Regions from separate parts of the Homo sapiens genome. Here all the other regions are linked to region 5. Evidence: chromatin loops called from intact Hi-C (ENCODE). Cell type or tissue: heart left ventricle. All regions are shown on one strand. Links, peaks and the distances in the headings refer to the core of each region. The heading gives the core; the rest is flanking DNA.

Evidence for each region. A loop is a pair of places that touch in the nucleus more often than their neighbours do. Peaks named below come from ENCODE experiments on the same cell type or tissue, not always from the same donor. Only the 100,000 strongest peaks of a DNase experiment are listed, where the experiment ranks them.
Region 1: a loop joins it to region 5, with 11 times the contacts of the local background. A loop is called at or near these places in 6 of 110 quality-filtered maps.
Region 2: it touches region 5 in a loop (2.9-fold over the local background); 5 of 110 quality-filtered maps call a loop at or near these places.
Region 3: it touches region 5 in a loop (5-fold over the local background); 7 of 110 quality-filtered maps call a loop at or near these places.
Region 4: it touches region 5 in a loop (5-fold over the local background); 2 of 110 quality-filtered maps call a loop at or near these places.
Region 6: a loop joins it to region 5, with 2.5 times the contacts of the local background. A loop is called at or near these places in 2 of 110 quality-filtered maps.

Annotation. Positions count from the first base shown.
Region 1 is chr6:139,976,846-139,982,265 of GRCh38, reverse strand. The region is part of intron 1 of LINC02941 (long intergenic non-protein coding RNA 2941); the gene reads right to left. LOC103352541 (a long non-coding RNA gene) reads left to right here. Exons shown (of 3, transcript NR_121624.1): 2 at 3,393-3,644; 3 at 3,862-3,916. Among named protein-coding and RNA genes, the nearest start is that of LINC02941, 3.2 kb to the right of the region's middle. In heart left ventricle, for the core only: no CTCF peak of the experiment used is centred there; no DNase peak of the experiment used is centred there; H3K27ac peaks cover 4,267 bases.
Region 2 is chr6:139,956,200-139,961,619 of GRCh38, reverse strand. No RefSeq gene overlaps it. Among named protein-coding and RNA genes, the nearest start is that of LINC02941, 17 kb to the left of the region's middle. In heart left ventricle, for the core only: no CTCF peak of the experiment used is centred there; a DNase peak (open chromatin) is centred at 2,089.
Region 3 is chr6:140,080,125-140,085,544 of GRCh38, reverse strand. The region is part of intron 1 of LINC02941 (long intergenic non-protein coding RNA 2941); the gene reads right to left. All of the region lies in intron 2 of LOC107986652 (a long non-coding RNA gene), which reads left to right. Among named protein-coding and RNA genes, the nearest start is that of LINC02941, 110 kb to the right of the region's middle. In heart left ventricle, for the core only: no CTCF peak of the experiment used is centred there; no DNase peak of the experiment used is centred there; H3K4me3 peaks cover 802 bases; H3K27ac peaks cover 2,212 bases.
Region 4 is chr6:140,769,295-140,774,714 of GRCh38, reverse strand. All of the region lies in intron 6 of LOC105378027 (a long non-coding RNA gene), which reads right to left. Among named protein-coding and RNA genes, the nearest start is that of MIR4465, 88 kb to the right of the region's middle. In heart left ventricle, for the core only: no CTCF peak of the experiment used is centred there; no DNase peak of the experiment used is centred there; H3K27ac peaks cover 967 bases.
Region 5 is chr6:140,438,786-140,444,205 of GRCh38, reverse strand. No RefSeq gene overlaps it. Among named protein-coding and RNA genes, the nearest start is that of MIR3668, 240 kb to the right of the region's middle. In heart left ventricle, for the core only: CTCF peaks have their summits at 2,727 (motif pointing right) and 4,063; a DNase peak (open chromatin) is centred at 2,725; H3K27ac peaks cover 1,030 bases.
Region 6 is chr6:139,761,862-139,767,281 of GRCh38, reverse strand. No RefSeq gene overlaps it. Among named protein-coding and RNA genes, the nearest start is that of FILNC1, 6.5 kb to the left of the region's middle. In heart left ventricle, for the core only: no CTCF peak of the experiment used is centred there; no DNase peak of the experiment used is centred there; H3K27ac peaks cover 3,107 bases.

The DNA of each region.
Region 1 (5,420 bases), core at 329-5,328, 460 kb after region 5:
ACGATTAAATAAAAGAAAGAAAAACAACTACACAGTTCCTCTAAATTGCAGCTTTCCTCCCTCACCCCTTTCCTCTTTAAGAACTGCACAGACATTTTTAATAAGAAAGGATATAAGTGATCAAAATAATTATTCTGAAAACATATGATTCATTGCAGACATTGGTAGTGTGCCCTACGTGCTATTGGGCATGAAAGAGTTAAGTGGGAACGTCACCTTAGAGTCCTGGGGGAAGGGCGGAAGGGAGGGTAATAGCAGATTTAATAGTGTTTCACAGGCAGAGTCCTGGTGCTGTGCAAAGCTCCAGATCGTGTTTCTTCTTAGACGCCAATCAGTCAGGAAGTGATTCTCAAAGAAGTTTACATTGCCCTACTCTCTTTACACTGCAGCACAGTAGGAAACCCAGGACACAGAATACTCACAAGAAAGATGCTAGCATTTCCTGGGATAATAGGGAAAGCAAATGAGCCTCATGTCACATAGCATATTATAAGGAAGCAAAGCCTCCTACACAACATTATACTAAAAAGACCAAACTTATATTAAGCCTTGAACAGTTGCATATGTAAAGACCAAGAAAATAATCCAAATAGTAATCAAAAGCTCTAATTCTTCTTCAATTCCAGTTCATGTGCTACATTTTGAGAAGCATGACACAAAAGTGTGCATGCTCTCTCACACACACACATGCACACACACACAAATATACACAACTCATGCAACACATGTTCACACCTTCTGGTCAATACAAGAAAAGAAACCTAGATTATATCAGAACACAGACAGTCTTACTAGTCAGGCTGTGTCTTCACCACATGCTTAATGGAGAAAAATGGGTAAGGTATATCAGAACTTCATCAGAGAACATTCCAAAGCTGTTACATACATTTATGCTTGTCAAGTGTGTAACATGCACATAATTCTCTTTTATTCTTTCACCCAGTATTTATTTTCTGTTAGCTAGAAGAGGGCATAGGCTTTGTCTATATTGCTTACTTTTAAATTTGTGACCACCTGGCATGTAGTAGGTGCTCAGTAAATATTTGCTGAATAAATTAATGAACATTTCCAATTCTAGGGGGGATTCTGCCATTTTAAATAAGCAATTACAGTAGAATAAGCTAATTTGATTTTTGATATCCCGAGGAACCTTTCCAAGCCCCTTTTGTTGGTAGTTTTCTTTTTAGAACACTGTCTGAACTAGGCCTATCTTATATGGCTTTGCTCCAGCTGACTGGAGATTCACGTGGTAGCCTGTGGAGAGGTATCTACATGAAAGATAAAGACATTGGTTATATTTGTACAGATATTACACTGTGCTGCAAATAACCCACTCTGTCTTTTGTTTTTCTTGAGACAGAGTCTCACTTCTGTCAACCAGGCTGGAATGCAGTGATGCAATCTCAGCTGCAACCTATGCCTCCTGGGTTCATGAGATTCTCCTCGTGCCTCAGCTCCCTGAGTAGCTGGGACTACAGGCACGCACCACCATGCCTGGCTAACTTTTGTATTTTTAGTAGAGACAGGTTTTCACCATGTTGGCCAGGCTGGTCTCAAATTCCTGACCACAAGTGATCCACCCACCCCATCCTCCCAAAGTGCTGGGATAATAGGCATGAGCTACTGCTCCCAGCCTACCCACTCTGTCTTCTATACATTAATTCTAAATCAATGATTTATGAATTTACCCAAATTGATTTTTCTCTACTTATGTTTTCAGCCTCTTCTCCTTCCAGGCAATGAGCTCCATGCTAGCATTCCCCTTTTCTTCAAAGTAATATCTTTTATTTTTTCTTAGAATTCACCACAAGCAATTCAGCAAAATGTCACTGGCGCCTCCTACAAGATACCATGACAGCAAAATTTTATCTTTACTACATGAGGATTTTTTACTTTTTCTAAAGTTTAAATTTTTTCCACTTCTTTCTCCCTTTATCGTGACCTTACAAAGAACCATCATGGTCCAGTTACAGGATGTCCTCTTACAGAAACCATATTTTCTTTCCTTCATTAAGTTATGCAAGTTTAACCAACAAGTGACTGTCTTCATCATAACTTCCAGTGGGCAGTTCAGGGACTGGAGGGGGACCTACCAGCCTGCAGACCCGGCACATTTTCTATAATTTTCTTCTAGAAAGGGATTTCACTAACAATCTCCCGACTTTCTTCAGGTTTGTAACAAAAGTGTCACAATCTAGTCCCTAACAACCAAACCATTTTCATTATTAAAATGAATGTCATCATACATTTGTCAAAACTCATTATGTACAACCTAAGAGAGAGGCCTAACGTAAACTTCGACTCTGGGTGACAATGATGTGTCAACGTAGGTTCACCCATTGTAAACAAATGTACCAGTCTGAGGGGAATGTTGATCACGGGGGAGGCTGAGCATGTGTGAGAGCAGGGGAGATATGGAAACTCTCTACTTTCCACTCAACTTTCCTGTGGACCCAAAACTGCTCTAAAACAAAAATAAAGTCAATTACAGTAAAATACCTGCATAGGACATAACTTCACGACACTGTTCAAAACATTTTACTTATTTTGTGAATATAAGTATATGCAATTCTTGTAACAATATTATGAGAGCTATATTACTACTATTATCCCCTTTTTGCTGATGAGGATTCAGTTACCTGACCCCAAATGTCATGACTGAGAAGTACCAGAACTGCCGCCTGGCTGCAGCCGACACACCCGTCCTTACTCCGCTTGGGTGCTTCTCAGTCATGCCAAACTAAGTCTCCAGCCACACATTCCTTCCCTTCGCCCCAAGCACAGTTCTTAAAGCTATTAGCTATGGTTGTTCTCATAGGCGTATTGTGTACTTAACAGTAAATATACACGCATAAAAAATATTTCTGCATGTGCCACTCTGAAGGATATGCTTTATATTTTTAAAAAAATGGAAGTGAAATCATTCCCAACAGTTTTCTCAGTAAAGATGAATATAAGGATTCACTTGAGTTCATCAAAGTGCCCCACAGATTCTTTGGTTATCTGTCTAATTCTGACATAATTCTGGAGTTTTTATAACTCACTTGGCAGTCTACTACAACCTTGATTATCCCATGGTTATTTAAGGAAGTTTTTATTTTTTAATATATTTTCTGTTTTACAAATTATCTGATGATGTGTATCATTTCTAAAAACAGAACAGAATCAACATTTTTTAAAAGTTTAGTCAAGAAAGGGACATCTAAATTGTTTAGATAACTGTGGTGACATAGACCAGAGAAGGTTTCAAAGGAAATCACTGTTTGTTCGTGAAGTGCAAATCCCTTTCCAGGAAATTAGTATCATGAAAATTATTACCAAAAAATCATAAATATATGCAGGGTTTTGTTTTGAATATATCTCTCATTAAAAAAAACAAATTATTTTTTCAGATGGAGTTGCTTGGATACAAGGAGAATCTTACAGAATACAAATGAACTTGAAGGCATTAGTAATATTTTCAAAATAATAGAGAAATGACACAAAGAGTGAAAGAGGTGAAATCTGTCTTTGATGGGAATAATATCTAAAAGGAGTATTGTACATATCTGCTGGCAGCTTTAAAAAAATTAATGATTACTGAAATTCAGAAATGTCAACAGTATGAAATGAGCAAAATTACTTCCCTAACAAGATTTTATAAGGTGAGCAATTGTTTTGAACATTTTCTAACCTTAACTTTTCTATTTATCTTAAGAATTTAAAAAACAAACAAAAAAAAACCCTAGTGTTTAAATATGAAAAGGAGACTTGTGGCAAATTCAGAATATAATAATTGACCATTAAAATAGAAATGCCTTCTCTAACCAGAAAAATGAATAAGGAAATTATAACTTACATTCTCTATGGATGTCTTTACAGAGATAAAGTAGTGGGATATTTCCTTGAAATAATGTTCATCATCAATGCTGAAGTTTACAGAGGACAAAAATATGAAATCATGTGTTCATAGACAGCCCCAGGACACACACAGTGGATGCATTGTGTTCTCCTGGGTTGCATAACTACTTTGAAAGAAGTTTTCTTTTCTGTGTCATAAAAGAAGACTTTTTGGCTCTGCCAGGATACTCTACCATTTGGCCCCATAGACTTCAAGCATGCCTGAAGATACGTGCCAATGGCTTGTTGGTTTTTGAAGATCATTCTGATCTCTGCTGAGTTACCCAACTGGACTCAGAAGGGTCTGACCCACGTGCCACATTCCAGCTGTTTGCTTGTTTGTTTTTAATCTCAACCTAGTTTAATGGGAAGAAGGTGAGTCACCTTGTGTGTATGTCAGCTGATATTTATGTCATGGAAACTTAAAGGGGATAGACTTGAAATTGAAAAGATAAGATTGTGATTGAATGGGCCTTGTATAAACTATGTTTTGTTTTTGTTCTCTTGCTTACTTACCTTGTAAACAGATTCCTTGAGTCTTAAACCAAGGATCTTAATCTTTGGTATTTACAGAGCCTTTCTTCCATGAAGCAGAGTTATTTAGGATGCTGCCAGCAAATGAGCTCTCAACTGGATCTGTCGTCATCATCATAGAACTTACTATGGTCTGGTAGTATTCAAAGTGCTTACTTAAATTAATTTCTGGAAACAACCTCACACATTTGACTCTATGTATTTTTCCACCTCATGATGAGGAAACAGACACAAAAAGGCCAAATGATTTTTTCAAGGACATTCAGCTAGGAAAGGGCAAAGACAGGCACAGATGAAGAAATAATCACAGGCACAAACGAGGTATCTGTTAATAGAGATCCTAGGAATCTGTGACTGTCAATATGAATTACAAATATGAAAATTATTTGTTGAATCAACAAAGTGGAAATAAAACTATTTTTTCTTAGCTGATTTGGTAATGACTAACAGTCAACATACCTATTAAGTGGTTTTGGTTGAAATAATTTAATTTGTTGTCAATACTAGTTCCCCCCTTTAAATTTAATGATACAGTTCCAATATCTAGATGAACAAATAAAGATAGGAGAAAGAATTCTATATTTTAGTCATTTCTGCTTATGGCCTCAATTTCAGATTCCAGAAATCCATAGCTAAGTAGTTATAAAGCAATTACAGTTGTTAGAGTAGCCCAGGATGGCTGGACAAAGTTGAATATTTCATGACTAAAAACAACAACAGCCAGGCACAGTGGTTCACACCTATAATCATAGCACTTTGGGTGGCTGGCTTAAGCCTGGAGTTCGAGACCAGCCTGGCAGTAAACTGAGACCTTGTCTCTATAAAAGATACAAAAATTAGTTGGTGTGGTGGTGTCTGCTTGTAGTCCCAGCTACTTTGGAGGCTGAGATGGGAGAATCACCTGAGCCCAGGAGGTTGAGGTTGCAGTGAGCTGAAATCGTGCCACTGCATTCCGTCGCTGCACTCCAGCAGCCTGGGTGACAGAGCGAGACCCTATCTCAAAACAA
Region 2 (5,420 bases), core at 100-5,099, 480 kb after region 5:
TCCAGTTCTTCTTATGTAAGTGATTTAACTTCTAGAATTGTTTTGATGCTAAAATGATTTGATGAGTAAGAAAGCATAGTCTGTTCCAAATAGATCTAATACTGCAAATGGAAATTTTTGTATATTTCCTTCTTCCTTTTATCTCTTCCTTTTATTGCCTTCTCCCTTCCTCTCACTCTCCCTCTGTCTCTCTATTTCTTCAAGCTACTGTTTAATGTACTAGAATAAACACAGGACTAGGAGCCAAAAGACTTGTGTTCTACAGTTTAATAGTTGAGTGACCTTGGGCAATGCACTTAGTGTTTACAAATCTGTTTCCTTTTCTATATAATTTTTTAAAAAATGGACGTGGAAATGCCACGAAAGCTGTGAATCTTTATTAATCTATAAGATTTTATTAGGTTTAAAAAAATAACATGAGGTCATTATTACTGCCCCAGTTGTTTGTAATACCTTCTCTTGAGATCATGTTCTTGACCTTGGGTAAAACACAAACAGGATTTTTGACAGATTGCATTCCTTCAGGAAAATCTGAAACTGGAGTTTGGTTTACAATACACAGACCCTCATACAAAGCAATTGAATTAATGGAGCATAGATTGGTGGGGCTAATGCACAATTCCTTCGAAGTAATTCTCATTTGCCTTTGAAATGTTTTGGGTAACTATACCTAAACACTGATACATAAATACTGTGAGAAGTAACAGAAATTCACACCCTGAATAATGCAAGCACCCTGAGGCAGTCTGACTAAGGAAAAACAAATGTTCCACATTACCCATTTTATTCCATTGTTCAGAATCTTCCTTGTCCATGAGTATTCTAGAGACAGGTGGACCTCCAAGACATATGGTAATAGAGCACCAGCCTGGTTGAGCCCTACTTTCATACTTTCTCAGAATTATAACAAATGCTTTCCTTACTCGTTGCTGGAGCTTTGAGAGAAAAAAAAAGTCAAGTGAAAATTAGAAAGAAAAAAAATCCAAAGTACTTTATTGTTTAGTGTACTTAATTTCATCAATAAAATCTGAAAATAGGAGCTGTCAGATATGCAAATATGCAAGAATTGGCTAGTATTTCACTTAGCTCTCATAAAATTTTTGCATGTTCTGGCAAAGATTGTCAAATCATTCTAGCTGAAAGAAAACTAATTTCCACAAACTGCTATTTGCTATATTCTTCCAAAAGTCTGTCATTACCACCTGTACACAGTAGCTAATTATCTCCTGTCTGTTGTTTAAATAAATGTATTTTGTTTACATTCATCTGTACCACTAAGAGGTCTTTAAAAATAATTGATCACGAAAAACTTGAATTTGAAAAAAAAAACTTGTAGAAAGTAAGTATAATTTAAAGGAAGGATGGTAGCTTAAAGGACTGTGAGAGAAAAGACGCAGGAGGAGAGGAAAGGAACAGATAAAGATACATTCATATATTATTCATATCATATGTGCAGCCATTTTGTAAAAGGTGAAATGAAAATAGGCTCACATGGGAAAATAAAACATACTCTTTTGTTATAAGTTGTGACTGTTAGGAGGTTTTTTTTTTTTTGAGATGGAGTCTCTCTCTGTCGCCCAGGCTGGAGTGCAGTGGCTTGATCTCGGCTCACTGCAAGCTTCGCCTCCCGGGTTCATGCCGTTCTCCTGCCTCAGCCTCCCGAGTAGCTGGGAGTACAGGTGCCCGCCACCACGCCCGGCTAATTTTTTGTATTTTTAGTAGAGACGCGATTTCACCGTGTTAGCCAGGATGGTCTTGATCTCCTGACCTCGTGATCTGCCCGCCTGGGCCTCCCAAAGTGTTTTTGTTTGTTTTTTGGTTTTTTTTTTTTTGAGATGGAGTTTCACTCTTGTTGCCCAGGCTGGAGTGCAATGGCGCTATCTCGGCTCACTGCAACCTCCGCCTCCCAGGTCCAAGTGATTCTCCTGCCTCAGCCTCCCAAGCAGCTGGGATTACAGGTGCCAGCCATCACGCCCGGCTAATTTTTGTATTTTAAGTGGAGACGGGGTTTCACCATGTTGGCCAGGCTGGTCTGGAACTCCTGACCTCAGGTGATCTGTCCGCCTCGGCCTCCCAAAGTGCTGGGATTACAGGCGTGAGCCACCGCGCCCGGTGTGGTTAGGAGTTCTTTGAAGGAAAGTCCTAGATTTGCATTAAACTGTGACATGAGTGAGAAAGACAATTTTGTGTGAAGGCACTGAGATATTCTGGTTATTTTTTAACACAATCAAAATTAAGTACCCTGAAATATATAAGAAGTAAATGCTAATTCATAAAGTAAAAATCTTAAGTGCCGTAGAAGTTTAAAGAAGATGGAGATCTGTTAACATCTCAACATTATGAACTCGAATACTCCATAGAGACTTAGTTTCTCACACTCTGTTTTTAAATGAGTTGCAGTAGTCAAGAGGAAAACATATGGAAGAGAAAGAAATCAAGCTGGACTTTGGAGGTAAACATGTTGTAAATAAGTGGTAACATTGGTATTGATCTAATTATACTGTTTTCCTTAGAAAGGAAAGAAGACTTAGACGAAATATTATGCCTTTAATTTGAAAGGCACGTACTCAAATCTCAAAGCTGGGAACTACACTGAATCTTTTCATGTTGGAAAAAGGCAAGGATGTAGCAATAAAGAAGTTTGGTTAGATTAAGTCAATGGATGGGAGTTAAATGTACAGCTTTTGGTAGACCCATAAAGGCATTTCTCAAAAATATTATTCACAAGTTCTGGACTACTATGGATGCCCAAGATCATGCAGAAAAAAATCATTGCTGGCAGCTCTCTGAAAATATCAACTTTCTATGATAACAAAATAATAATTTCCAATTTTATTCATCCTGTTCTGTGTAAGGATTTTTAAATGACTCTTCTACACAGGAAATCAATGTTAGTAGAAGTCTTTAGGATGATTTCTTTGGATTTCTGCCCACATCAATAATCTCATTCTCAAGCCCCTCTCTCTTCTCCTACCCGACTCTTAGATTCTTTATCCCCCTTAACATTTTGTGCATATATCTATCTTGGAAATTATATTTTTGTAAACTTTTTAATTGAAATATAAGTATATAAATCTTAAATGCACAACCTGAGAAATTTTTATTAAGTGAATATCTCACTGTAACCAACACCTAAATGAAGCAATAGAATATTACCAGAATCAAAGAAATCTCCCTCATTCTGCCTTCCTAAGAAGTAACCACTATTCTGATGTTTATCACAAAGATTTAGGTCTGCTTTTAATCTTTATGTGAATGAAATCACACAATATGCATTTTTGTGTGACTGACTTCATTTGTACCATATTATCCATTGAGATAAATCCATGTAGCATATTCCCATTGTGTGACTATACCAAAAATTTTCACTCACTCAACTGCTAAGTGGATATTTTTGCTAAGCCCAGTTTTCAGCTATTAGCAATAAAATAGCCATCAACATCATTGTACATATATTTTTCTGTACATATGGACACATTTATGTTAGAAATATATTGAGAAGTGAAAATGCTAAGTTGTAGGATATAATTATAATTTACCTTAGTAAATAATTTCAAGGAGTTATCCAAAGTAGTTGTACCAATTTAAACTCCAATCATGTATTAGAGTTTCAATTTCTCTATGTGTTTGCTTATATTTGGTATTGCCAGGGCTTTTGTTTCTTTGTTAAATTTTAGTTGTTCCAAAGAGTAGGTATTGGATTCTCAGAATGGTTATTATTTGCATTTCTCTGATGACTGATGATGTTGAAGAGCTATTTATATGCTTCTTGGTCAACAGGTTGTCCTTTTATGTAAAACACTTCTTGAATTTTTTGGTGATTCTTAATTAAGTTGTCTGATTTTTTAATCTTTGTTATTTTAAATTTCTTAATATGTTCTGTATGCAAGTGCTTTATTGGAAATATCTATTGCAAATAGATTCTTTGTGGTTTACCTTTTCATATTCCTAATGATTTGTTTGGATACACTTCTACTGCTCAATATTTCCTTCATAATGTTTCAGGGGGGTCCTTTTTGTCCTCAATTGAAACTCATTGCCTCATCCTAAATTAAGAGGGTTTTTAAAAAAATTTTTCTTCTAGGAGTTCTATTGATTTATGTAAACAAATAGATCTACAACTGGTATGGAAGTAATTTTAGGGTATGAAATATTTCCCTATGTAGATATCTAGTTGATAACTACACCTCTTATTTAAAAGAACATCCTTTTTTGCATTGTATTGCCATGGAAAGTTTGTTATACATTAGGTAACTATGTGGAAGTCTTTTTCTTTGATCAATTCCACACCACACTGTACTGAGTATTTTAACTCTATAAAGCTTGATATCAAGTCATGTAAGCTCTCTAACTTTCATCTTACTCTTCCTCAAGACTAAGCTACTCTTCTTTTCCTCTTTGCATTTTATTGTGAATTTTATAATACATTTCTCAACTCCTCCAAAATTACCTGCTAAGATTTTTATTGGAGCTGTAGTGAGTCTATAGATGCATTTGGAGAGAATTGTTATCTTTACAATAGGAAGCCATCCAATTTCTGAATATAGAATACCCCTCCATTTATTAAGGCACTTTAGTTTTATAGATTTTAATGTAGAACTATTTCACTCCTTCAGTAAAATTTATTCCTAGATATTTGGTGTGTTTTAGAAGATACTGTGAGCAATAAATTTTAAAATATTATTTTCAAATTGTTTACTGTTACCGTATAAAAGCACCTTTTTTTTTTTTTTTCCTTTGGAGACGGAGTCTCACTCTGTTGCCTAGGCTGGAGTGCGGTGGCACGATCTAGGCTCACTGCAACCTCTGCCTCCTGGGTTCAAGCGATTCTCCTGCCTCAGCCTCCTGAGTAGCTGTGACTACAGGCACATGCTGCCATGCCCAACTAATTGTTTTTTAAATATTTTTAGTAGAGATGGAGTTTCACGGTGTTGCCCAGGCTGGTTTCGAACTCCTGAGTTCAGGCAATCCTCCCGCCTCGGCCTCCCAAATGGCTAGGATTACCACGCCCGGTCAAAAGCACCATTTTTAGTTACATTTTCAAAAATTAAAATCAACTTTATTAAGGTATTATTTATATAACATAAAGTGTATCAACTATATGTGTACAGTTTGAAAATGTTAACAAATATCTATATACATATAAACGTGACCACAATCAAGATTTTTCATTGCTTCAAGAAGTTCCCTACTGCACCTTTGCAATCAGTTCTGCTATTCTTTGCCCCAGATATCCACTGATCTGCTTTCTATCACAATAAATTATTTTTGTCTGTTCTTGAATTGTATGCAAATAAAATCATACACAGTATACTTTTTTGTGTCTGATTCCTTTCACTTATAAAAATGTTGTTGGATGTTTTATTGCTGGGTAATATTCCATTCAATGGAATTACCAAGACTTGTTTATCTGCTCAAAT
Region 3 (5,420 bases), core at 246-5,245, 360 kb after region 5:
TATCTAAACTTTTCTATTTGGTCAAATAAAGAATGAGGGAATACATGAAATAACCCTAATTCCAAGGTGACCCAGGAACAAACAGATTCATACACAGAGACATTTGAATTAAAAAATTACCATACAACTCTGGGTCAACACATGCATGTGTGTGGTCACTCACTACCCCTCACCCAGGGAAAACATCACTGATCAATATAGAACATGCTTCATTTAGAGCTCTCCCCTTCCCCCCACACCCACCCTCACCTAAAGGCCTTGTGGTTTTTCAGTTTTTTCTCAACATGTCACTCTGGGTAATTACTACTCATTTCCAAAATAAGGAAAATCAAATGTGGATCCCCATGAAGCTTATTGATCGCAAGGGCACTTGGGCCAGATGAAATCTAAGAGGTTCTTCATGTCTTCCAAAAGAATCATCAGTGTTTCCTGTTCTGTAGAAACTTCTCTCTTCTAATTTCCTTTGAATAAAATGCTTTCCAACTGAATTAGTTATCTAGGGGTTGCCATAACAAAGCAGGATAGAGTGGATGCCTTAACCAACTGAAATCTATTTCCCTGAAGTTCTGGAGGATGAAAGTCAAAGATTAAGATGTTGGCAGGATTGGTGTCTTCAGAGGGCTCTCTTCTGGCCTTGTACACAGCCATCTTCTTTCTGTGTCTTCACATGGTCTTTGTCCATGTCTGTGTCCAACTTTCTGTTTCTTATACGAACACCAGCCATACTGGATTAATGTCCACCCTAAAGACCTTATTTTAACTTAATTACCCCTTTAAAGACCTTATCTTCAAATACAGTCACATTCTGAGGTACTGAAGGTTAGGACTTCAACACATGAATTTGGGAGAACAAAACTCAGCCCATAATATGCACATTACTTAAAACTGAGTTATTCTTTAAAAATAAGCCAAGTTCCACAACATTATGAGGTATTTACCTTTATATTTCAAATAATAATATATTTACATTGATATGTTTCAACTGCATTCTTTCAGTCATCTGTATCATCATGGTATGGCATCTATGGTAAATTGTGTATTGAAATACTTGTACTGTTCTTTTCCTTTTGTGACATTTAAAGACAAAGTCAAGGTTTGCAATTATCTTTCCTAGCTGATTCAAATTCCTATATGGTGATGACCTTTGACCTTGAATTTCTGCCTCTAAAGTTTCTCCTTTCTTCCTGTTATTCTAAACTTTCATGTATCCAGTTTCAGGATAATTTACACTATTAGAAACCAATCTTCTGTGCTTTCTCTTTTTCCATTTTGATCTTATGCCTTGATACTTATCACTGTTACTAATAATCTCTCTTCTTAAAATAATGTGTTCAGTAAGCAAAGTTTTTTGGGGAGGTAGAATACTATTTCCTGAGAACTCAGCCTTAGTATCTATGTGTGTTCAGGTGTTTCTATATAACATTTCAATAGAAAAGTCAGATTCCTTTTGACCATAAAAAGTGCTTATCCTCAATAAAAAAAAAATAGTTGTCCTTTAATAGCTGGAATGTTTTAAATGTATTTTGCTGTATACCTTCTGTAACCTCTCAGCAGAATTTCATAAAAAGTTGAAATTGATGTTTTCCCCTATAAGTTGGTGAATTTCTTTAATTAGGTAAAAAAGAAGGAAAGCATTTGGAAACACTCATAAAAGAACTCCCAAACTAGTGAAAAATCAAGGCTGTCATAATTGACACAATGGAATAGACAAATGCTGGGTATTTAAAATACCTAGCAATACCAGGAAGACTGAAAAATCAAAGATCTAAAGCTCTCTCTTCTCCCTATTATTCAACAACATTAAACATTCCTTTAAATTCATATTAACATAGAAGATCCAGACAAACCAATAATTTGACAACTTGTAACAATTAATTAATTGTGTAGATTAAACCTAAAGCAAACCTTAAAATTAGACACGCTAAAAACATAGTTCGAAAGGTCACATGACTGGAGTTGCAAAGCCTGTTTTACTATGCTGCTGCTTCTTAGAAACAATTTATTGTGTACTGAGTCAACTTAGTAACATAAGATTTACAAATATGGAAGTATCTCAAACTGAAGTGTAGGTTTAATATCTGCCTATTGAAAATTTCTTTAAAAAATGAATTCGCTTGGGTTACTCTTACTCTTTGTTTTTTTAGCAGAGAATCAATTATTAAAATTTCATTCTTTCTATTTATGAAGTCGTTTTTATCCTTTCCTGAAAACAATATCCAACACTCATAAATTACTAGAACCCCTGAATATTTCCCAGAAAACAAAATGCAGTCTTTTCCTGAGTCACCTTGTACTTGTGCTGACAGATTGACTCACAGTCAGACTTGATGCTTTATGGTTTTTTGGCCAGACTTCCATCTGCACAACGGGTTGAGGTATAAGAATATCTCTGCCTTGGCCACTGTTGTTTTCAGCACAGCTTCACTTGTTCAGTGCCCTTTACTTAACCTTGATACAAAAAAAGAAGTCAAGCCTAGGCATTTGCCTTTTACCAAATAAAATTTTATTAAATATGTGCATTTGTGTCTGTGTGTGGAACTGGAATAGGCTAGGAGCAATGCCAAAAGGAAAAGTTGCAACACAAGTTTGAACAGCAAGTGTCTTTGACTTATTGCTGTGATTATACTAATTGCTCATCTACTTGGTGGGAGGTTGCAGGAAGCTGTTTTGAAGTAATCAAGCTGAGATGGGCCCTTCTATTTATAATAGTTCTGCAAATTCTTATACCCCAAAAAGACTTAATTGCATTTTTCTTCTTTTAAAAATAGATTCATTCTCCCTTCTTCTCACCATTTCCATTGCTTCAATCCAATAATAAATATTTGATAGCTTCTTAGTTATTACATGAATAAGCATAAATTATCCTTTATTTCATAGATCTGAACAGAAAGCCCTCAATATTCATTATTGGATTTGAAGTGCAATACAAACCTTCTACAAAATAACAATAATTCTTTAGGTAATCTCTTGTAGAGGGCAAATTTTATGCACATATCATTCTCGTGAAAGTAGTTCTGTGTTATGAGAAAAACAACGATGGCCTTTGCTCAAAGCTTCAATCCATATTTATTTAGTAAATATTTTATTGCTATGATTAGCATTGTTATATCACTGAATAGCATAGCATCAGCAGACATAAGTCTTTGTTAGCACCATATGTGGTCTTTTATACTTTATTTCAATTTATTCTGGGTAAGAATTTTTTAATAAAAATTCAAATGTTGATAAAAGACATTATTTTGGAACTCTTTAGGAGCATAGACATTTCATGTGCTACTTAATCCTTCTATGTGCAGTTCTCTTTTGCTATTTTATCCTGATAAACAAAGACTGCATCATGATCTGGTAAGAGCATGTAAAGAATCACTCAAACCCAAAGACCTCAACTGTGTTACTTCCTAATTCAATGGATTTGGATTTTTCTGAGCCATAGTTTACTTAGCAATATACACTGGACATTAATATCTATTTTAGAGTAGTTGTGAGATTAAGTAACTAGCAGCCATAACACATATGGCACAAAATAGAAACTAAAGTTTACAGTGACTTTCCTTTTCTTCAAAATACCCACAAAATTGTATTGCCTGTAATGCCTTTTAGTACTTTGGGCTTTAGGAACTATTTCTTATTCCTGTCTCTTGTTCATTCTCTTCTATCTTTAATTTCTCTTTAACTGTTAAGCAAGTATTAATATAACAAATGGTATGAAACCATTTTAAGAAAAGCCTACTTACAAATATGTAATTAGAAGTTCATAAATTAAGGTGTGATGAATTTCATAAAATGAGTCACAGAATTATTAAATACTGGACCTGAGAGAAACCTGAGAAATAGCTGGTCCAATCCTCTGGTTTTGCAGAAGAGGAAACCACAACCAGAGAAGTTAATTGATTTGCTTAGGGGCATATAGTTGCAATTTTTTAATGTAAAGCACTCTTGTGCACTTCAAATAATTACACTTTTAAAATTTTACTTTCATACTGTGTTTAAAAAAACTAATATTAAATAATCTATTTTATGAACAATTACATAAAGTTGAAGATGATTATTTTTATATGTGTGGGGTTTTGTACACGAGGCATGGTTTTATCTTCACAATCATTTCTCAACTACACTGTAGTTTTGTGTGTGCATCATACTTCACAAGCACACAAAGTTTAGCTCTACTCTGGGGTTTTTGAATGGCTGTTCTAGGTGGAGATCCTGGAACACATCTGCATCTTAACAAGATTCAACATCTGAACCTGTAAAACTTTAGACAGAATTCAACCTGATACCATTAAGGAAAGAACCACCAGAATAGATATTTCAACATCTTAATGAGTCTAGAATTGAAGCAAGCCTTGTAGAAGGGAAAATCCTCCCCAATTAAACCTAGTCTTTGAAAAGGTGGTTAGATATTTCAGAAGATGAAAATAGCATCCATAATAAGTTATCTGAATTTAGGCAAGAATTAGGAAGAAAAAACAATTCTCAGTTCTTCTTCCTAAATTTGTCTCTCCCATCTTCCCCATAAGGAGCCCCGCTCTTCCCACAGGGACCAAGGTAACTATTTGATAATTCCTTCTTTGCAGCTATTTCCTGATGAGCTAGATGGAGAATTCACAGATTAATGCCAACCTCTTCAAATAACTGTATATGATGAAAAGGAAACACTGGCATGGTTTGTCCATGTGGCAGGTTTTTAATATTTATTCAAAAAATATATACTGGAAGGAGAAAACAGATATGGGAAACTAAGATGTATCATTCATATAAGAATACAATTTTGTCTATTAATGACCACAGTGTGTGATATTTAATTGGTCTTCAGAATAATTGCATATCAAACCATCTAAATCTGATAACATGTTTGGTCAATAATGATCTCCACATAGGTTATTGAATTTTTGCCCAGCTGGCACTGGTTGAGGCCCAGGGAAGCTCTAAGTTTAAAAGAACTTGAGGAACAAAAAAGAATAAAAATTAGGTACAAGCCTTTTAAAATTTATGTTGATCCCAAGTTCACTATTTTGCCATTTGGGTAACAGTTATATATTTTGTGGAGCTCCCATGATATCTTAGACATAAACCCACACGAAGTAGATATTCAGTATCTATGACTTAGGGGATTGGCTGATCTATTTCATCTCTTTCCTTCTAATGGTTGTTCAATAAGTCATACAGTAACTACTGTAGTTGCTGTATTGAAGTAGTCAAGTGAAAAAGAATATTTTTTTCTCCCTTGAACAGTATTTTCTGCTAACACAGCACACTTGTAAAAGCCCTTGAATATTTCAGCATAGGCATCAGATAAACATATAAATAACTAGATAAATAACTGACAAAATGCTGCAAATTATTTGGCGATAAATATAAGCACACCACAAATTACAAGGTTAATGCTTAACATCTTTTAGAAAATGCTTCTAAACTAAGGC
Region 4 (5,420 bases), core at 256-5,255, 330 kb before region 5:
GAAAACTCAATTTGAATTCTGCATTTACTCTAGCAGCACACAAAAGTCTATAGATAGGCTTGAAGGTCATTTTGACATTGTTCCTTTAAATAAAACTTTTCTATATTTATGGAACAAAACCCAGGAATGTTCTACATGTCACAGGATAAGATGATAGGATGCCAGATTGGTCCTTTTCTGAATAATAATAAAGCAAACCCACCCTTCCTTTAAAAATAGATGCTTGTTCTTTCTAAAACAGAAACAACATACAGCTTTGAAAGAGACAAGCAGAAAGCCATGAAATGAGTCATCAGCTGTGTTAGGTTACAGTGGGTTTATCTATGACTGTGTGTGAAAAACCACTCAGAAGAAGTCAGCAAAAGTGCAGCCAATTGCTGAGAGCTAATCATTCCGGGTTATTTTTGGAGGAACATGGTGTTTGTAGGTAGCATTGACAGTTACCAATTATTGCCTCTACCTGGCAAAATGCATGGGTTTGGAACAGTTATCATGAAGGTGTTCTCAGCAAGAACTATATTTAAACTGCTGACGCCAGTAATTGTGGATAGCTCACCCAATCCTGAATTTGATCTTAAGTGTTTTACAGTATGCAGACAAATACACTTAACTGGGGCTTTCATCGTCCTCAAAGTGTGCCTGATAAACAGCTTGCACCAAAATCCATGTTTTACAATGTTCCTTTAACTGTCTAATTTCTGTTGAGTATCATGGTATTGAAAGGAACTCTTTTACTATGGTTGCTTCAGAAATATTTAGGTGTAAGATCCTATAATCAAATCACTTATAATACTCATATAAAGGCACCCTGGTGCATAATAATATCTATATTTGGTTTTACATGGATAATTTATAGCTATTGAGATGTAATAATAAACTTGCCTTGGGAAATATAACCAGGAAAATGAATGCATTTGTTTTATTTCTGTTGATTACCTTGAAGGTGCACAATATAAAAGAAAACATATTGTTGGTATCTTTGCCTTTATGGGGGAAAAACCTTCCTTGTTTGAGGTTGTTGTGGTGATTATTGCTATTAAGAGCATGTCAAAGAAGATTGGTACTTTTTGTTCAGACTTTCTACTTCCAATTTTCCCAGGGTACAAATAAAATTTAAAGGGAAAGAACTAATAAATTATAGGCACAGCATGACTACAAAGGAAACATATAAGTTCAGAATAAAAAAATAATGAATTAGTTCACATCAGTAGAGTGGAGAGCAAACAATTACTGACTGCACCTCAGTGGCTCTGACTCATTTCCACCCATGCCTACCCTCTAGGATCAGTGAGAGCAGTACTATTTTCCTCTTTTTTAATCTCTTTATTGGCTAAAAATGTACTATATTTTACAATGACTCTCAAGAGTCTTTATTCTAACTTTATAGGATAAAGATTTCCCAGATATATATAATTGTTTATTTTGATGAAAAGTACTTCTATTTCTGTTCATTTGGATTTTAGCTGACAAAACAAAGTAAATTTGGAAAAAATACATGGAACTATAAAGAGGAAGTTTTAAAATAAATTATTTCCATAAAAGGGTGATCTCCATTGCCTAAAGGATTTTAAGTACACCAAAGAAGTTAATAATTACAATAGTTGATTCTGTTGACTATCATAAATGACACTAAAATGTGGAGAACAACTCTGACTAGGTTAACATTATTTGATTGGTTATCTTACCCTTGTTCAATTCTTTTTTTTGCCTATGGTTTTGTAATTTATGAAGTTGAAAAAATAACAATTACGTTAACTTTTTTTTGCTGTTGATTTTGGAATAAGTTAGTTGCATATGTTAAAATGGCTTTCTTGAAGAATGAATGTAGCAGCCTACTGCTGCAATAAAGATGTCCCTGGGAATTGTCATTTTTTCACTGTAAAGATAACACAAGATGTTATCTTGGTTCTAAAGAACACGTAGTTTCTTTAATAGGAACTATTTTAAAGTAACTCATATTCAGCTGCTGGGATTGTATTACATTCCAAATCAAATCTTGCTAATGCTTTCTCATCAGATAGAGTCCTCCTGTCCTTATATTGTTAATGAACGAACATACTGCAGGAGTCTCTGAAGAGCCTATGAATCTTGGTTTGTATAGGGGGGATTTTATACAATAAAGTCTCTTGTCTATTTTAAACAAAAATAAGAATGTGGTCTGCTTAATATAGAAACGAATGTGTAAATTTCTGAGCAGCTGAATTCTGTATCAATTTAGCCATCCACTCATTAAGGAAACAAACTTTTTCATAAGAGTGAATCAAGTATTTTCTCAATTCTTAGTATTATCATTCAGATATGCAATTTTTCTATAATGTATTTTATGACCAAGTTGTCTTTGTCCAAAAAGTCTGAGATAAAAAATAATTTTATATTTTGCATTACTTAAAATACTACCTGATATGGTTTAGATCTATGTCCCCACCCAAATCTCATGTCAAATTGTAATCCCCAATGTTGGATGTGGGGTCTGGTGGAAGGTGATTAGATCATGGCAGTGGTTTCTCATGGTTTAACACTACCCCCCTTGGTGTTGTCCTGGAGAGAGTGAGTTACTGTGAGATCTGGTCATGTAAAAGTATGTAGCACTTTCCTTCCCTCTCTCTTCTTCCTGCTCCATCCATGTAAGACGTGCCTGCTTCCCCTTCACCTTCTGCCATGATTGTAAGTTTTTTGAGACCTCCCAGCCATGCTTCCTGTACAGCCTGCAGACATGTGACCCAGTTAATCCTCTTTTCTTTATAAATTACTCAGTCTCAGGTACTACCTTATAGCAGTATAAGAACGGACTAATACACTACCAATCTACAACTGGATCACTCAAACATTTCTGCCAGCAATGTAAAATGGACAGTCCCACTGACAGTTTCATAACAGTCTGTTTCTTTAAATGTTAAACATGTTAAACAACTTGTTAATTTTTGCAAGTTCAAATGTTAAACAACCAGTTTCATAAAATGTTAAACAAGCTGTATTAGTCTGTTTTCGTGCTGCTGATAAGGACATACCTGAGACTGGCAATCTATAAAAGAAAAACATTTAATGGGATTTACACTTCCACATGGCTGGGGAGGCCACACAATCATGGTGGAAGGCAAGGAGGAGTAAGTCACCTCTTACATGAATGGCAGCAGGCAAAGAGAGAGCTTGTGCAGGGAAACTCTCATTTTTAAAACCATCACATCTCATGAGACTCATTCACTATCACGAGAACAGTGCAGGATAGACCCGCCCCCATGATTCAATCACCTCCCACTGGGTTCCTCCCACAACATATGGGAATTGTGAGAGTTACAATTCAAGATGAGATTTGGGTGGGGACACAGCCAAACCATATGACATACTAATAATACAGCCCAGTAATCACACTCCTGAGTGTTTATCCTAGAAAGATAAAATCTTGTGGATAGGAAAATCTTTATACAATGTACTCAGCAGCTTTCTTTGCAAATCCCAAACTAGAAACCACCCATGTGTCCTTCAGTGAGTGGATATGGATGGATTTAAAGAGGCATGGTACAGTCATACAATGGAAAACTACTCAGCAATATAAGAAACAAATAAATTATTGAGATAAAAACTTGGATCAACTCAAGGACATTATGCTCAGTGAAAAAAATCTCAAAAATTGCATAGTGTTGCATGACTCCACTTATACCATATTCTTCAAATGACGGAAATACAATGATGGAAAATGATCAGATAGAAGTTGCCAAGAGTTAGGAATGGGATAAGGATGTGACATAAAAAGGTAGCAAATGGGAGTTTCTTTGTAGTGATCAAGCAGTCTGACAGTGGTGATTACATGAATTTACCCATACAATAAAATTCCATAGTACTACATTCCTGGACCACACACATACTCTCTCTCTCTCTCACACACACACACACACACACACACACACACACACACACACACACACACAAAGTGTATGTAACAACCTATGAATTCTGAAAAAATCTGTAATTTAGTTAATCATTTTGTACCAATGTTGATGTCCTGGTTTTGAAATGACCCCTGGGTAAGTACAACATCATCATTGTAAAAACATGGGTGTAGGGTCCAGGGACTCTCTGTACTGCTTTTGTCACTTCTTGTGATTCTTAAATTTTTCAACATGAAAATTTAATCTCTATATTACCAAGATGTTATGAAAGTTTGCAATTGCTTATTAAGTTGCAGGCATTAGCTATTTTATACCTGTAAAAGAAGAATTGTTTTATCCCCATTTTATGATTGAAGAACTTAAAACTCACCAATATTTTTTTCATAAAGTCACACACATAGGAGCTGGGCCTATGAACAAACCCTGAATTTTTTTCCCCAAATTTGTACTATTTTTAGTCTTTCCATTCTACTCAATTGTCTCCTATTGTCACTAAATGTTTCTTTCTTTCTTTCTTTCTTTCTTTCCTTTCTTTTCTTTTTTCTTTTTCTTTTTTTTTTTTTTTGAGACGGAGTTTTGCTCTTTTGCCTAGGCTGGAGTGCAATAGCGCAATCTTGGCTCACTGCAACCTCTGCCTCCCGGGTTCAAGCAATTCTCCTGTCTAAGCCTCCTGAGTAGCTGGGAATACAGGTGCCCACCAATACCCCAAGCTAATTTTTGGTGTTTTTAGTGGAGATGGGGTTTCACCATGTTGGCCAGGCTGGTCTCAAACCTCTGACCTCAGGTGATCCACCCGCCTCAGCTGTCACTAAATATTTCTAAGGGTGGTGAAACTCATTTTACCACTTCATATCTAATTGGTTATCTAAGGCTTTCCTTTATTGTCTTCCACGAGAATTCAAATATAACACGTTCAAAGTTCTTTCTCAAATTTGGGAGAGGACTCAAATGCTCCAGACCTATACATCTGTCAGTTATTATCCAGAAGATTAGTAAAATCAAAGATCCCCATCTGAATTTTTTAAAAAGTGCTGCAAATAGTAGATCTGAAAATGAGCCATGGTCTCCTGAAAACAATTCAAGACACTCCCCCAATATCATCAATAATGTTCTTGAAAGCAGATTTTATTGGATGATCAAAATGTTAAGTTTTATGTATCATTCTATAACTTTTTTAAAAATAAAAGTTTTCATTGCTCAAAATCCTTAAAAATAAGTCAAGTACTTCATACATGTTGCAAAACAGTTGATAAATCATATTCTCCTATAGTGGTATTCTAAATATAAGGCATTTCAAAAATACTCACCTTGGCATAGCATAAATAGGGCAGGCAAAACATCTGTGTACCATAAAAAAAATTGAAGAATATAAAAACGATGACAGGATGGGCCATATAGTAAAACATTATGCACAGCATATTTAAACTAAATGCTAATATTGAAAATACAATACTTAATTATTCCATATGAGTATTTTGAGCCTTAAAACTAATGTACCTATAAAGGTGTGCTGGGTTTACATGTGAACATCCC
Region 5 (5,420 bases), core at 329-5,328:
ACTTAAAATGATTTTGAAGATCTACGATATTCCAGACATTGTACAAAACACTAGAGATATGAATAAAGCTCAATGTTTGCTCTACGACATCTTCATAGCCCTCTAATAATAAATAACGTAGTCAATAAAGACAAACTGATGTGTGAAAGGCAATATTAGAAATATTCATATGGTAGTATGAAAACACAAAAATGAACACCCAACTTTTCTTATGTGCATAAAGAAAAGTTGCACAGAGCTGAATTTGAATAATAGCTCAGAGGATAAGCTATAGTTTTCATAGGAAGATAAAGGGAATGATAAGGGGAATAGCAGGGAGAGTATGCATCCCATTTGAACAACAAAATGCCTTCTTAGACCAGAGGGAGAAGCAAGCTTTAGGAGTGTTTATTTATGGAGGAGACTGTAAAGCTAGTAGATGTGGACAGTCTTGAATGCAATGTCACTGTCTTTTTTTTCTGTTGTTTCAGTCTGTACTGCTAAAACAAAATACCTGAAACTGGGAAACTGATAAATCACAGAAATTTCTTTTCTCACAGTTCTGGAAGAGGGGAAGTCCAAGGTCAAGGTGCTAGCAGATTTTGTGTCTGGTGAGAGCTGCTCTCTGCTGCCAAGATGGCATCTCTTGGTGAGTCCTCACAAGAAGGAAAAGAAAAGCACAAAAGAACACCTCCTTCAACTTTTTTTCTTCTTTTTTTTTTTTTTTTGAGATGGAGTTTTGCTCTTGTTTCCCAGGCTGGAGTGCAATGGCACCATGTTGGCTCACCACAACCTCTGCCTCCCAGGTTCAAGCGATTCTCCTGCCTCAACCTCCAGAGTAGCTGAGATTACAGGCATGCACTGCCATGCCTGGCTACTTCTGTATTTTTATTTATTTATTTATTTATTTATTTATTTATTTATTTATTTATTTGAGACAGAGCCTCACTCTGTCACCCAGGCTGGAGCGCAATGGCGCGATCTTGGCTCTCTGCAACCTCTGTTTCCTGGCTTCAAGCGATTCTCCTGCCTCAGCCTTCTGAGTAGCTGGGATTACAGGCGCCCACCATCACGCCTAGCTAATTTTTGTATTTTTAGTAGAGATGGGGTTTCCCCATGTTGGCCAGGCTGGTCTTGAACTCCTGACCTCAGGTGATCCACCCGCCTTGGCCTCCCAAAGTGCTGGGATTACAGGCATGAGCCACCGCGCCTGACCTACTTCTGTATTTTTAGTAGAGACAGGGTTTCTCCATGTTGGTCAGGCTGGTCTCGAACTCCTCACCTCAGGTGATCCACCCGCCTCGGACTCCCAAAGTGCTAGGATTACAGGTGTGCTACTGAGCCCGGCCCCTTCAACTTCTTTTATAAGGCATCACAAGGTTTCTAATCCCATTCATGAGGGATCCACACTCATGACAACTACCTCCTAAATGTCCCACGTCTTTACATATGATCAGAGTGGCAATTAAGTTTCTATGTATAAATGCTGGGAATGCATTTAGACCATAGCACCTATGAGGATTATGATGACGATACTAATGATGGGGATCATGATTGAGATGACTATAATGAATATTTATTAAGTACTTACTATGGCCAACAGTTATTGCACTACACATTTATAGAAAGTCATTCATGTCTTTCCCTTGGGCAGCCTGTAAGTTCAATATTAACACCATTTTACAGGTAAGGAAGATGAGGCACAGAGAGGTTGAATAAATGGGCCAAATTCATCAACTGCTAAGTGGAAGAGCCAGCACTTGAAGCCAGACTGTCTGCCTCTGTAACATTAAACACTCAATCAGACTGACCCTGATGGATATGGGGAAGATTTTAAGTGTTTAATGCAGAATGATGACATAAATGACTTGCTTATTTAGAACAGTAACTCTGCAGTTGAAAGGATGAATTAAATGTTGGGAAGTGGTTATTAAAATGCTGTTGCAGTGGTCCAGGTAGCCAAATATAAGAACATCACTATGGTTATTGTAGTGAGGATACATAAATAAAGGACAGATTGGAGACTTCTTGAGCAACCAGAATTGGCAGAACCTGTTGATGGATTGGGGTAATTAACATTAGGGCACACACAAAAAAAGGAAGGTAACATTTCATCTCCAAACTAGAAAAAGATAGATATGATTTAGTTGGGAAGATGAAGAACTTTGAGCATATTACCTGCAAGATACTCAAACAAAACTCAGTAGGACACAATTATACTTGCAGGGTGAATCTCAAGAGGAAAAGGATTTAAGTGCAGATGTGGTAGCCATCAGAGGAAAGAAGTTATTTTAAGATATGAGTGTGGATATCGTTTTATAAAGAAGGGTGAAGAATGACAAGAGAAAAGGGTTACATACAGACGATCTGTGGAGCAGCTGACTAAGTGATGTGCAAATTAGACTGGCAAGGAAAGACAAGAGTTAGAAAGAAAACCAGAGGAAAGAGATGCCCCAGAAACAAGAGAGAAGCAGGAAAATATTACATTATCACTAAGTCTAAGGTTTTAGGGCTCCTCAAGAGTATCCTTTGGAATTGATCATAATGATGCCCCCAGTGATCCTAAGGAATGCCCTGAAATGCGGTAGCTGGAGCTAGTCCCAATCGCAAGGCACTAAATTTTCTTCCATGAGCAGTTCAGTGCTAGTGACGAAGGGAGCGCCTGACTGATGCACAAAGATGACAGCTATGTGGCCAAGAGACCAAGACTATGAGAAAATGTTCCATTCTGGCCCTGCCCCCAGATGGAGCTGTATGCTCATCAGTGGAGCGATAAAATGCCATGGCCTGGGAGGCGGGGGAGGAAAAGTTCTCTGTAACTCTTACCATTCAAAAGTTTGTCAAGGCATCATTTTTCTTCAGAAGCAGAGAAGTCTGTCCCCTGTTGTTACTTGACAAGTATTAACTAAAAGCCTACTCTGTGCCTTAGGCTGGGAAATACCTTCCTACTATACTTAGAGTAAGAAGAAGAGGAAGATTCTCAGAAGGTATTTACAACTTACTCAGTAACTTCCCAGATTTAAATTACTTAGAAAAAGCAATATCAAGTCTGTAATCTAATATGTAATTGATACAGGATACACAACTTCAGGGGAATTGTGATGTCCTGAAATATTCTTTCAAATGCAACAGAAGGCACGAAGTATAATTATAAAATGACACTGGTTTCTACAAATCAAAGGAAAAATTGGTCTTTGTTCAAGGTCACACATTACATTCAATTAGATGTTTGTATTTAGGAGGCTATCCCGACCCACACATGCTTTCAGCTTACAGACCCACACATGTGCAAAGAAACACAGAACTCAAAAAATCATAAAAATCATAATGTATAAATTTTTCAGAGCTATTAATTTTTCATATGAAATTTTAATCCATTTCTTTTATAACCGGTAGTATTAGATCTCATATTTCTGTTTCATTCCCTTTCCTCACTTTGAAGCAGTTGATATATTTACATGAAAATGACCTCTTTGTTCTTTAGAAAATCATCTCAGGCTTATTCTCTACCCAGAATTACAATAATCCTATATTTGTGACATCTTAATCACCTCCACAGCAACCGATTGTGAGGTTAGAAACAGAGGATTAAAACTTCAAGTGGAAAATAAGAAGCAGGAATTGATGAGTTCTTAACAAACCAAGATTTTTTTTTTCTTCAAAATAAATTACTCCAAGGAACAAGAAAGGATTTTCAAACGAGGACTATGAAGAATATAGAGAAATACAGCAGAGCTGTTTATCAAAGTTTTCCTTGGTATGTCAGCAGGTCCTTTGGAACTGACAGTGCTGATCTAAACATTTCAATAATAATAGAAGTGTTAACAGTGATAGGAACAAATAATATTAAACACTGTCAACTGCAGCATTTCATTTTCACTGGCCTGACAACCACTGCTGCAAAAAATGAAATGAGGAGAAAGAGACTTAACTGTTGAGTCATTGCAAATAAGACTCTATTAACAATACTAGCAATGGGAACAAGGGTATTAAAATGAAAGAAAGCAAGAAAAAAATGAAAGAAAAAGAGAAAGGAGAGAGCAAGAGCGGGGGAGGAGAAAGAAGGAGAGAGGGAGGGAGAAAAAAAGGAACTCAAGCCTGACTCCTGTCTTTAATAGTGAGTGCAAGTTTTGGGTTTCTTTTTGTTTATATTTTTACAGGATACATAGAAACAAATATGTAATAAATAAAAATGGAAGTGTGTCATATTATTGAAAAATAAAACCTGCCTAAAAATATGTAGGAAACTGATGTTGATTCTTTAATGTTGGCCCCATCTCCACCTCACCACCGTGAACCAAAATAACAATCTACTTATTGAAGAGGACATGTCACCTTTGAACTAAATATCTCGGTCTTGTCTTAGTGGAACATGGCATCACTTACACAAACTTAACATAAATGCCTGTTCAAGAACAACGTATTTGAACATTAAATATTTCAGTAACTTGTAATGTTATAATGAATGGTAATAAGCATTATGAATATGAATAGTAGTAATATCTGTTAATAGTTAAATTTGAATATTCATTTTGATATATCTTTATTGTATTTCACAATAAACTTAAAGTAAGACATAAAAACATATGTAACACATAGAATTAAAAATATGTTGCCAAATACATGGATATAAAGTTTTCACTGACTTCCCAATGGGATAGTCAATAGTTAATAAACATTTTGAGCCAATTTCAAAAATTTTATATGTAATTAAGATTATTAATTTAGGTACATGCACCTATTTATAATAATGGACTGAGAAATATTCTAGTGATTCAAGCGTTATCTTTTCCACTCTTCACATGTCAAAAATTATATCTTTAAATTGTCGTGTGTGCAATCACCATCCTCCTAGACAACATCTGTTATCTAAGAGAAGCATGGATGTGCATTTGCTATTCATGCTAACAGGCAGCACTTGTTGAATTCAAGTGTAATGTTCTCATAGAAATTTTAATCTCGCCACAAAGATGTTACTATGAACATTACAACAGCTTTAAAAACATCCTCTAGGTTGGATATTTTTATTAAAGGTCTAAACTCCTCTACTTAAAAAAAATGGATACTTTCATATTATCTTGAAATCATATACAACTACTTTCAATTGAATTAACTTATGACTAATATACCTTACACAAACATCAAATTATTCTAAATATTAAAATAAGTAGAGTGATGTGAGATTTTGTTTTTAGGGACTTAAATTAAGGACAATGTTTTCTTTTCTGAAACTTGTCTTTGCAAAAGAAAATTTCTGGTTTATATGGTTAGAAAATTTGAGAGACATACAAATGGAAAAATATGTGAACAGAATAATAAAACCAGAGACACACTTTGCACACACAATCACTGCCTTATGGACTAGTATGTCACAAAAGCCTTGGTTTCAGCTCTAAATTTTGAATCAGAAAAAGCAAAAAGAGACACAATCGTAAATTTAT
Region 6 (5,420 bases), core at 326-5,325, 680 kb after region 5:
AGTTATGAGAAAGCTGTCTTGGAAGAGAAAGAAATATTTAAAAGATGAATACTTATAGCTATGAGAAAGTGTAAAATTAGGTTCAGAGAACAAAAAAAAATATCAAAGCACAAGACTTTGAGGACACAATGAAAGTTAAAACCATTTTTAATAATTCTTTGGGATATTCCCAAAACAGAAGAAAAAGACAGACTGCCATCCTTTCCTCAAAGAAATAGTGCTAACAGTGAAAGTGAGGCACATGTCCAACACTTTTTTACACCTCCTACCACCACTGCCATTATACTCATCATCGTGTCAGACACATACTAAGTTCACAAAATGTGGTTAATGGAACCTAGTGGGAGGGGTGATCTTAAATGATTTAATTTTTCCCCTTGAAAGGGATTTTCCTTTGGATCGCACAGTTTCTTAAACTCCAGATTTAGAAAAAGACACAGGCTTCACATATTTTTCTGGATAAGGGTCATTATTCTTGCCCTCTTCAATAGACACTTGCAACAGTGAGAATAAAGCCCATAAATTATATATATTAGACTTGACCATGACGTGATACATCTTCTACTTATAATTTAGGTGATCTTATATAATGTGCTAGACAGTATTGTTATCATTATTTACAGAACCTTGAATGCAGCAGCAATCATCAATCTAAATGCCTGTGCATTGTTTTTAAGGGAGAAGCACAGTGATCTATTAATATTTCAGGTTAATGCACATTGAGTGGGATGGAGGGTTTAAACCAGGAGATAGAAATAGAGATTTCTCTGCAGCTTCAACAGCTATCTCCTGAGCACTTTTCTACTCCCCACCCTTCCTTGGGCCACTCTTTGGTGATCCAGTAAGCTAACTTCCTCAAATATCCATTCACAGTTAATCCTTTGAAATTGTCATGAATGAAGTAAAAGGTGTAGTAAATTACTGAAGACATTAATTTTGCAAGCAGCATAAAATGTTTGCCCATCATCTCGCAAATAAAGACTAAATAGTTGTTCTTGACATTATCCACACCTAAACTTAACTTCTTTTTCTGTTTCAATAGGTTTTAATATTTAACTTGCTCAAATTATGACTTGTTGATATAAATAAGAAATTTGTTTACTCTCCCCAACTGAAAGAGGAAGGCCAAATACTCAGTTATGTTCTATAGTAGGAATCTATGAATCATAGCATAATAATTGAGGCAAATGTCTTCCATCAATCTCATAGTTGCTGACCATTTGCAGCACGAGACCGAAATGAAAAAACTAGGTCCTAGCAGCTCTCTGAGTCATCTTAGTGGGTAAACAGGGTTATCTTGATTGAACTCACAGAGTATCTGACCTACCCAAATGTTAACATGTGTTGAAAACCACTCTCCAGCCATGACAGAAAATGCAGGTGCTTCATAAAACCTGTTGACTGAATCAAATGAGTCTACCAATTGATATTATTTACACCTATTTTGCTCTCCTTAACCGCACAGACTCTTCCACGCCCTTCCTAATCTTTCAGATAAATAATGATGCCCCAAAATAATGTGAATTCTCTAAATATCTGCCATAAACATATTACCTAAAATACAAATGAATTTATGGTTTCTTATTACTTGGGGATTTTCCTGTGCCATTTCTTCTTACATTTGTACAGGTTTTCTTTTCTGCATACAAATGAAATAATTAGGTTCTAGATCTACATCTTTGCAAATTACAAAATGGTTTTCTAGCTGCTTTCAGAGCAATAAAAACAAGTTAGGGAACAAGGATTTAATAAGTAGAAAAAAATTAAATATATTTTTTAAAGGTTTTCAATTAAGCTGTCATTAATGAATGAGTCTTTAAGATACGATTTATGAGGTGAATACACACACACACACACACACACACACAAATGCAGGATTTGCTAATTACTAGCTGTATGATCCTTATCCTTGGCAGTATACTTAATCTCTCTAAACCTTAGTTTCCTGGTTTATAAAATAAAGATAATAACAATTATTTTATGAAGTTGTAGTGAAGTTTAAACAAAAGAATGGACATAAAGGTAATTTTTCATTTTAAAGTCCCATATAAATGAAATTAGTGCTTGTATGCACTACCTACTCTGGGCCAAAGGCTAATCTTTCAGTTTGGAGAGAATATAAGAGGAATATAAGGCATATTCTCTTTCCACAACAAACTTAATATCCATTTGGGGAAGAGGAAATAATTAGAAAAAGAGTTGAGATTGCAGAAAACTAAGTTGTGTGACCCAGGTTATGTGTGCAGTAACAATTCTAAGAAGGAAGAGTTTAAAATGGGCTGGAAATTATGACCATTTTCTTTCCAAATGGAACAGGCTAAGCTTTGCCTGAACAAAGAAGCAAAGATATCTAACAGCTGCTTGCCACTCTCTGTTGCTTAAAATATCAGAGGAGTATGAGGTTTAGGCAGCTCTGAGTCATCTTCCTCCTAACTTGGTATTTATTCAGGACATAGCTCTAACCCTGATGACAACAGCATTCCTGACCTATGAGCTGCTCAAAATGCTAAGATGGTCCTGAAGGTGAAATAGACACCTTCTCCCCGTGCGGTCAGCTGCCATTCCCACTTGTGCTTCTGCAGCCTCCTCATTTTGTCACAGTGTTTTTCTAAATGAAAGAGGTCTGGACAGCTGAAGAAGAGGAACTGAAGCCAAATGAGAAATATCCTAGATTCTCTTCTTATGACAATGCTCAAGACTCACAGCTGAGGCAATTGTAGAAAGAACTGGAGCTTGGGCTTAGACCATGTGACTTTGGAAGCTTGTATATCATGAATGAAGCCCAATAAATTCAATTCAGTTGTTCAAACTCTATGCAGGCCTATTTTGATCAAAGTCCTGTAACTGTTAGATATGCAAAACTTATTAAGGGAGAATAATGAAAGATATGGAGGGATAAGACAATTTAACATATATTTTATGTGTTCTCATCTCATCCAGTGGTATCTGTAAATGGGCTCTGTAATCAATATTTTTGCAGATGAGGAGGATGAGGCCCAGATGGGTTGGATAACTTGTCCAAGGTCACACAATTTATAAGCTGCAGAGGGAAAATCCAGTCCCACAAAATCCTGGCTCTAAAGCCTGTGCTCTTTACACTTACATTGTCAGAGGGAGAAATACAAACACACAGAGAAGCATTTTTTTAAGAGGAGGGCTCAGGGAACAGAATATTTTCACAATTCTAGATGATGGGGTATTTTCGCAATAGGTGAACTGTGGAGGAGTAGGCTGGAAGGAGGTTGAGGCCATATGATGGAGAACTATGCTAAAGATCACCACTTTAGACTCAATTATGTAAACACTGAGGAGTCACCAGTGACTGACCAAGTATGAGGGAGTTCTGGGTATGGACAATGAGGGGGTACCCTGTCTATAAAAAATTTTAAAGCTATAATAAAACCCAGTCATTCTGATTCTAATCATCACTTCCTGCCGACATTTCTAAACAATGAAGTGATAAAATACTCCTCCTCAAAAAAAAAAAAAAATCATTTCTGGTCTTAGTTTTAAACAATTGCTGCCATTACCATTGAGTTTTAATAATACATTGTGTGGTTTGAATTAGCACATTTTTATTATTTGTCCTTTATTAAATATTGTGTTCAACATAAAAGTTAACTCAGCAAATTCCCAGTTAAACAATTGTTCCCCAAACGTACCCCACTCAGCTACAATCATTCAGGATAAATTGGGAAACCTTGGCAATTGCCTTGGGCAGACATAGCTGCAATTCTAAGTCAAAGAAACAGAACTTGAGTTATTATGGGATCACTTGGAGTTTCCTATTTTCGTTTAAATGCAAAATGCAAGTATAACATTTTTTATTTGATAAGTGCAAATTTTAGTTCATATATAAAATATCCCAAATTTGCACAATCTTTAGAATCAAAATCACTTCTTTTCATTTGTTTTAAAACAGAAGATTTAAAAATTATATTGATTGCTAATTACTACATGAAAATAATTGCATCACAAAGTGAGGGGTGTTATAAAAATGATCCAGCCAAGGTGTCAAAAATGCTAGGAATGCCACTGGAAGTCACTGAATGTTTTTGATGGCAGGGGTCACGAAAGAATGGTTAAGGTGAATCATAAAAGGCATCATCATTATACCAATCTATGTTATGTATATGTCTAGTTACCAATATGTTTTCCTAGAGAAGGAAAAAATGTGGAGTTTAAGTTGTCAAAAGCAATAAAAAGTATTAAGTGGTGGAGAGTATTCTGGCATGGCTCCTTTAAGCTGCTGCATTTTCATGGTAGAATATCAATCCTACCCGCAGCCGGTCTATCCTTGAAAGCAGACAGTTCTCATTTTAAACTGCCAGCAGAGAACACTACCACTTCAGGGAGTCAGTAGGGAATGATGCAATTTGGAAATTTTTGTCACCCAATATGTTGGGAAATGACAGTTGAGAAAATCATTATTTAGGTTTTTTTGTTAAGGACACATGGTTGTCATAACCTGTATTGTTGTTTACAATATTCAGTGCACTTCCCTATGGGAGGATTGCACATCCCTTTCTATAGAAGACTGGCCTGGCCTGATGACTGATTTGCTTCAGTCAGCAGACGTGATGACTGTTCTGGGCCAAAGTTTTAAGAGCTACTACGTGGTTTGCTGTGTCCTTTCCCCAAGTCTCTGTGATCATGAAAGCATGAAGCCTCTATTCACCAAGGGTTCCTTAATAACTTCAATGAGCAGAGTCCTTTTTTAACCCATTGTGAACGTGTTGCCTGAACAAAAATTAAATATTGTAGTTTTAAGCAACTGACATTTTCTGGCACAAACTAGCCCTACCTAATTGATAGAGTAGTCCTTCCATTTGGGCAGATACTCTCATATCTATTCCCAAATTTAGACGGACTAGAGGAAATTATTTCATAGAACTCCTGTATAAATATCAGTAGAATTGCTTTTACTGAACTACATTTGATGTGAAGATTGTTCATACTGAAAGACACTGTAAACACACCTCATGAAACTCAAGCTGGTCCACGCTTAAGAATTGTCATGAATGAGAGGCATTATGCAGTCATAACTTGATGAACATCCTCAAGAGGTCTTTGCCTGTATTTTGCATTAAGAGTCGTTACAGTTCTCCTGACCAGTGTGAACTATTTCTGTCACTTAAACACTATCTATTGTGTACCTGATCACGTACCTAATTTATTTCAGGTTAGTTGCCAGGAAGCTTAGGCCCAAATTTTTGGCAAGGGTGCAAGTGTTTGCAGGATCTGTTTTCAATTTAGTCTTAATTTTAACTCTATTTTATGAATCTCGTTTCGTGTTCCTTTTTTTAACAATTTTTAATGATATGTTGTATTTAATCTCATTAATCTTTTCAAATCCTTTAAAAAACAAGAGTGGATATAAATAAATTTTATAGAGAATATCATTGCCATGTGACTGACTC